2 separate regions of the Homo sapiens genome follow, and region 1 is linked to region 2. Evidence: chromatin contacts called from ENCODE Hi-C or POLR2A ChIA-PET data. All regions are on one chromosome and are shown on one strand. Each heading gives the region's core, a stretch centred on a gene start or an enhancer-like site at or near the end of the contact. The rest is flanking DNA. Distances are from core to core; before and after follow the strand shown.

Region 1 (3,639 bases), core at 84-2,583, 190 kb before region 2:
AGTGTTTCTCCGGAGTACAAATATCTTTTAAAATATAAACCTCTGAATTTGAGGGGCCTAAAACAGATATTTTACTGTAGCATTGAATACCTCTTGATATCTATAGCTGTCAAGAGCATTGGAAATGTGAGCACTTAAATTATATACGTCTTTCACAGGAAGAATCACCATAGTTTTGCCAAAAATCTAAGTCTGTGCCTTGCCCACCTGTGGCCATCTACGTGAGGCTCCTGTGGACTCAAAGGCAAGGGCAGTGTGCAGTCATTGGTTATCGGTGGCCATCAGTGCTTTCACAGAGACCGCCTATTTTGCTAGCAACAGGAAGTAATTTTCCTTGGCAAACTGATTTGCTAATTCTTGCTGCTGCTTTGACTCGAAATTTCATCAGGTAAGGGGGAACCACTAGACAATGCACTTTCCCCAATTTACCTACCTGACAGCTTCTGCCATAAATGACTGCGAGCAAACAGCCTGCTGGTTTGTGTTTGGTTTTGAGTAGGAATCCACAGTTCACCCACTGGAGAAGCCTGTTACACTCACTGAACGTGGACATTGGCGCTTTATTTATACCTGTGAGCAGCCACGGAGGGACTTTTCTTTTCTCCTGCAATAGGCGCATGTGGCAGGTCCACCCAGTTTAGGATAAAGTGTTCTAGAGTTTACAGTCGAGAAGTGTTAGGCCTCTGGGTCTTGGTTGAGACCCAAGATGAGATGGGCCATCTAGGCCACTGCCTGGACAATGGCCATCTCTTTTCCTCCATGTCTTTTCTGTTTTTCTTTCCTTAGGCTCTCGCCTCAGTCTCTTAACTGGCTGAAGGACAAGTAGTTTGAGTAATAAAAATGTAAAAAAGAAAAAAAAAAGAATTAGTGGAGGAAACCAAGTGAAAGTGTTTTGAAAATCCAAAAAATTCACAAGAGAATTTGGTAAACATCCTCCCTCTGCTGTTGGTGCCAAGTCTGGACATTTCTAGGAAAGAGAGCACAGACATAGTCCCTGTGTGGGAAGGTTTACAAGTACATACCCTCTGCTGGTGATTTTTATTTTTTGGTCCCTGAGAGAACCAAATGCTAATGACTAACATGGTTTATCTTTTACTTTGCCCTAAAATAGCATCTTCGCTGTCATCTTACAACAGAGATTCTCTAGAATCAGGGCAGTAGTTTCTAGCCCTATTTATAGAACCCTGGCATCTTCAGATTTATTTATATGAGGAAATCCCCGAAAAGATTTAAATGGGAACACCATGTACCGGCGCACATTCCTCTCTTTTTGTTCACGGGTAGTGTTTCCGCTCACACAGTCCCTGGTCTCTCTGCAGAATCCTGGAAGGGAATGAGAAGCAGTGTTGCCATGCCAGGAGCCGCGGGAACATCACAGACACTCGAGGAAGTGGGAAGCAACATTGCTTTCTTCTTCATTTAACCTTGGAGCCTAAGTGTGACTGCCCTTTTGACTCTGACCATTGAACTGGCACAAAAACAGTATTGTAACAGTATTAAAAACAAAGTCAGCTCTTTCCATCTGCCCAGAGTTTGGTCGAGTTCCTGGCCCCTCGGCATTTTATCAGGTTTTAGTAAAGGTGGATATAATTTTAGATATGTTTTCAGTTATTTAACATCTCATAAGTATTTTCTGTGTTTCTTAGTGTGGTCTTCCTAAAAAACACTCATGATAGCTGATACCTACATTGATGAGTACCGATTTGTGCCATATTTACCTACTTCACAGTGACCAGATAATTTGCATTGTCGTCCAGTGTCTGTGCTATAAATGATGCTTCACTGGGTGCCTGGAGTGCAGCTGTTGCCACATTTTGAATCCTTTCCCCAGGGTAGACCCTAGAAGTCAGATTCCTACTAAAAGGTTGAGGATGTTTTATAGCTCAGGATGTGTGTTGCTATATCTGTCTGCAAAGACCTGCTTATGTTGATTACCACATCCGGGATAGAGTGAGTTTCGGGACTTCCGAGCCCTGACCCCATTCCTGGAGCCTTTCTCCACCTCTGCATTCTCCCTAATGAGAGAGTGGCTCAGAGGCACCGCATGGTAGCACACGGTGGCTTTGGAAGCCTGCCTTCCCCAGCAGGGGTGGAACTCTGTGTCCCAGGTGGTCAGCAGCTGTTTGCAGGGACTCCAGGATTTGTGTCTTCAGAATACCGCAGACACCTTAGCAAGCCCTCTGGCTTTTCCGTGGCTATTTCTGGGTGTATAGTAATTTTATGACAAGTCAGGCCTGTGTGGCCCTGCAGTGACAGGGATGAAGGAAGAAGAGAGTCTAGTGGCGTTTGCATAGGCTACTGCATAGTCACCACATCGGGTCTCTGACCTTATGAGCTTAGAGATCTCCAGCATGTATTGTTCCAGTAGTTACACATCCTGTCTTTTTCAGCTGTGCAGCACAGCTCACTGCCGCTGCCTCCCTGACATGGTCTCAAGTCCACAGGATCGCCCTGGGACGGAGGATCAGAGTGACCGATAGCAAGCAAGGACCTTGGGTCTGCTTGTCTAAACCCCTCACATGTGTGCACATCTCACACTCTGCGCTCAGCCCGCGCCTGTCTCCTCAGGGTTCCAACTTCCCCTACCAGGACACAGTCAGGAAATAACGCCCTTACTGTCCTCTGTTCCTCTCTTGTGCCCATTCACTGATAGATTTTAGGTGGTTTCTACATGCAGGTACTGCCTGGGTGCTGGGGTCTGAGGCTGGCAGGGCAGACACAGCCTTGCCCTCTGGGAGCCCATAACCCAGTGAGAGAAACCAATGCTAATCACCTTATAGAGGCACATTATCACAGACAGTTTCCAACATGCTGCCAGGACATTCCATCATGTGGGGAGAGCTATCAGTGGGGCCGAAGATGAGGAATCCTTAAGTGCCTTGGAAGGCATACAGTGTTCCAGAAAGAGGGAATGAGGACAGTTGAGGAAGGCACAGGCACCCTGGATGGTGGCTGAGATAGTATAGAGGAGGCAGCGCCTAGGAAGCCAGGGCCTTAGGTGTCCCAGGAAGAGATTGGTCTCCAGGGCAAAGGAGGTCTCTGGCAGAGAGGGGAAAGCAGCTTTGTACTTTGCTTTGCCTGCTGCAGTGTGAAGGATGGACTGGGCTGGAGGAGGTGTGGGATAGCCGGTTGGGATGCAGGTGCAGGAGATGCTGACGTGTTATCTGGACTAGGGCAGTGGAGTGAAGTTGGACAGCTGAGTGCATCTAAGTAAAATTGGTAAGATGTGATTTATTGATTTCTCATAGTTTTCATGGTCTGTAAGACAACTTGCAGTTCTGTGTTTCCTCTGTCTTTAAATATACGTTCAACCTAACGCTCAGGTCATTTCTAGATACCATTCTCCAATAAAAGGAGCCAGGGCTGCCTGGGAGATGCTTAAAGAATGAAGGGGACATGGCATAAAGACACAGGAGCCAGCATGAAGGGCCAGGGGAAAATAATAACTTACGTGTGTGGAAACACCTGGCAGACACTCTTCCCAGGTGAGCCACACTGATGTCACCAAAAAAGGGTCAGGGCAGCATTGTGTGGCTCCTGAGCTGTGGCACCCAGGGGGACACAGCATCTCTACAGCTAATCTCAAAGGGACGTCAGCTGAACCAGAACCAAGAGACATTCTAGAGAATGACCTCGGGT
Region 2 (3,574 bases), core at 943-3,442:
TCTTGGAGATTTGCAAAGAAAGCCTCTGCCCACATCACCGAGGGCCCTGCCATCCAAGACAGGCCATGGCAATGGGAGCAGGTTGGCCACCAGGGAATCGGCTGCCTCCAAGAGAAATAGGCGAGCCGGTGAGCCGAAAAGGAAGCCAGCTTTTAATATCTTCCTCACTGATGGTCTGTTTCATGTTTCATTTCAGCATTGGCAGATACCACTGGGCAGAAGATTTCGCTCTTTGAAAATGTGGTTTGTATTTAGGATGTATGGAGTCAAAGGACTGCAGGCTTATATCCGCAAGGTGACTTTGTTTTTATTATTTATCACGGTAAAATTGCGGAGGTCTTTCGGGACTTTAGAAATAAATTCAAATTTTTTTTCTTTTTTTTTTTTTGAGACAGAGTTTCACTCTTGTCCCCCAGGCTGGAGTGCAATGGCACAATCTCAGCTCACTGCAACCTCTGCCTCCTGGGTTCAAGCGAATCTCCTGCCTTAGCCTCCTGAGTAGCTAGGATTACAGGCATGCGCCATCATGCCCAGCTAATTTTTGTATTTTAAGTAGAGATTGGGTTTCACCATGTTGGTCAGGCTGATCTTGAACTCCTGGCTTCAGGTGATCCACCCACCTCAGCCTCTCAAAGTGCTGGGATTACAGGTGTGAGCCACTGCACCTGGCCTTCAAATGTCTTAATAAGCAAATACATGGCAAGAGAACCAGACTGTAGTTTGGGTTGTTGAGATGAGGTTATTTATAAGATCTGTTAAGTCACTTTCGTTAAGATTGCAGGTTATCAGGTCCAGGAAGATGGTCACAGTAGAAACATCACATAGGTTGTGCTTTAGCCACATCTAGCCAAGAATGAAGTTCATTGAGCAATGGCAATTATGAGAACATAAGGACTGTGTTTTTCTCCCCCAAAATTGCCAGAATAAGATAGATATTCCCTAGTCCAGTGGTTCTCAGACATGCTTCCAGACCAGCAGTGCCGGCCTGCAGTGGGGCCCAGCAACCTCTGTTTTAACAAGCAAACCAGACACCTTCTCTATGCACTAAAATTTGAGAACCACTTATCAGCTCCAAGCCCCACTCCCCTGCTTTTTTTTTTTTTTTTTTTTTTAAAATAACAATTGGCTGGGTGTGGTGGCTCACGCATGTAATCCCGGCACTTTGGGAGGCCGAGGTGGGCAGATCATGAAGTCAGGAGTTCTAGACCAGCCTGGCCAACATAGTGAAACCTTGTCTCTACTAAAAAAAAAATACAAAAAATTAGCCAGGCATGGTGGCAGGCACCTGTAATCCCAGCTACTCGGGAGGCTGAGGCAGAAGAATCACTTGAACCTGGGAGGCAGAGGTTGCAATGAGCAGAGATTGTGCCACTGCACTAAAGCCTGAGTGACAAAGCAAGACTCCGTCTCACCAAAAAAAAAAAAAAAAAAAAAAATGAGGAAACTGAGTCCTGAATATGAGCCTGGATCTGCCTAGAGCCACCCGTTTAGCCAGCTGCAGAAGGCCTGCTGCTGTTCTGCTGGCTCTCTCTGATCCTGGTGTCCTTCCTAAGCTGTGGCCTCATCTTGATGGACAGAGGTCCCCAGGCTTCATGGGAACAAGCACACTTATGATATTCAGCCTTAGTGATGGTAACAGCCCTCCATTTTAAGTCCTGTTGCCACTTCACAACCAGGTGTGCAGGGGCAGGTGTCCCCAGCCACCTCCTCTGTGGCACAGCATATATAAACACATCCATCTGCAAGCTTCATAGAATGCCTAGGATGTGCCATGAACTGCCTACTCCCAAAGCTTCGGTGAGGACAGTTCCAGGAGCTGCCGAGCACTATGAGGACCTGTTTGGGGGCGAGAACTGGGAAAGGAGTATGTATATGAATTCCTGGGTAGGAAATCCCCCTCTACCCATTTGAGACGAATTCAGCTTTTTTGGGGAAAGAAAGCCAAAAAATAAGGGATTTATCTCCCCACAATGATGACGTCTTTAAGCTCAAGGACAACTAGTTATGATCATGCTGGCTCCTGTTTAAAACACACTCCACTTCTTTCTTAAAGGGGACCCAATCCTGCCTTAGGAGCAGAGTCCAGCGATGCTCAAAGCCTGTCTCCTTGGGCGGGAACCGGCTTTCGGGATCGCCCATGAGGCCGAGGTCTTTGGCGCTCTCTGGTGGCATGACGAGGAACCACTCGTATGACACGTGTTTTTGTCCCAGCCACCCCCTGCCCGCGAGGCGCCGCGTTTCCGCAGGTCCTCCCCAGCACCTGCAACATGGGGGCCCTGCTGTATCCGCGGGCTTAGAATGAGCAAGGCACGGGCCTACGCCACGGAGGGCTCCTTCTCCTAGGATCACATGCTGTCTGAATAGCTTCTGAGTTCTATAACTATTTGGAAGTGAAATAAGGTCAGTGTGATATTCAATGAGAGGAAGGCCGTTTCTGAATGTGACAGAGCGGACAGGATGCCCAGCTCTAGGTGGCAAACGCGGAGGAGGAGCAACAGCTGTGGCAGCCACAGAGCTGCAGCTCCATCAGGCTGCCTTAGAATCCTAGCTCAGCCAAGGCCTCCGGGTGCACCTTGGGCATGTCGCTCACCCTCTCCCAGCCTGTTTTCTTATCTCCAAAATGGGGATAATCATGATATCTTCTGTGTTGTGGGCTGTCCTGAGGATGCCGCAGTGGTGAGCGCTGGCACCTCAAGCACAGAGGAGCAACTCGATGGGCATTAGCCATTGTCTCTTCCAGAATGATCAAATACCTCCTCACGGTGTTTATTCTAACATTATAAAAGACAGTTTGGGTGGGATAAGAATAGTCCCATGAACAGAAGAAAATGACAATTGGTGTTCTGAGGACACTAGACCTGTGCTAATGTAGGGAATGAGTTTCTTAGCCTGCCTGGAAACAGCTGGTCAGTGAACGGTAAAAGCACTTGAGGAAAATTGCCAAGAGCGTCTAAATGAATTATACATGGGCAGTCTAATAAGGTTTTCTAGGTAGTTAAGTTCTGAATTAAATGGCCATGAGAAAAACAGATTTTCCCTTTCCTCTTTGAAGCATGTCCAGCTGTCCCATGAGTTTGAGTCACTGGTGCGCCAGGATCCCCGCTTTGAAATCTGTGTGGAAGTCATTCTGGGGCTTGTCTGCTTTCGGCTAAAGGTTTGTCTACATCTATTCCATTCTTCATTTTCTGTGAATGTGACAGAGGGGAAAGTGTTGTTCATTACCTCCATGCTCAAACACTGGCACTGGCTCTCCAGAGATGGCAGAGCAAAGCCTGCATTCTTTGGCCCACCGGCCTGCCCTGCCCCATGCTACACAGCCTTGTTTCCACGCACAGCGGCTGTTCCCGCTTCCTCAAGCCTGCCATGAGACTTCTAACTTACATAGCTTATTGGCCGCAGAATCTTTACCATTTTTCCTTCCTCAAGGCTCCATCCCACACCTCTGCCACTGGCCCTCCTTGGAGGACAGCGGCCTGTCCATAGCCTCACTAATCTGAGTGTCTTCTGTGGATCAACAGCATCAGCATCATCAGCATTGTCTGGGAGCTCCTTAGAAAAGCCAGTCTTGGGCCCC

The links. A loop is a pair of places that touch in the nucleus more often than their neighbours do. ChIA-PET counts read pairs that join two places held with the same protein, here RNA polymerase II (POLR2A). Pooled maps may share reads with other maps.
Region 1: a loop to region 2 is called in a pooled map, with 2.7 times the contacts of the local background. The contact joins two enhancer-like sites. A Hi-C loop is called at or near these places in 1 of 168 maps with a recorded cell type or tissue (GM23248), 5 of 37 single-sample maps with no recorded cell type and 13 of 50 pooled maps. POLR2A ChIA-PET finds 5 or more read pairs at or near these places in 4 of 52 experiments (CD8-positive, alpha-beta T cell, activated CD4-positive, alpha-beta memory T cell, activated naive CD4-positive, alpha-beta T cell and 1 more).

Annotation. Positions count from the first base shown.
Region 1 is chr7:50,655,110-50,658,748 of GRCh38, reverse strand. All of the region lies in intron 7 of GRB10 (growth factor receptor bound protein 10), which reads left to right. Among named protein-coding and RNA genes, the nearest start is that of DDC, 92 kb to the right of the region's middle. Within about 2 kb of position 1,333, at least 19 of the 41 ENCODE cell types and tissues checked have a DNase peak (open chromatin) inside an H3K27ac peak, as active enhancers do.
Region 2 is chr7:50,466,794-50,470,367 of GRCh38, reverse strand. It overlaps DDC (dopa decarboxylase), which reads left to right. Exons shown (of 15, transcript NM_001082971.2): 12 at 197-295; 13 at 3,053-3,154. Among named protein-coding and RNA genes, the nearest start is that of FIGNL1, 18 kb to the right of the region's middle. Within about 2 kb of position 2,192, at least 2 of the 41 ENCODE cell types and tissues checked have a DNase peak (open chromatin) inside an H3K27ac peak, as active enhancers do.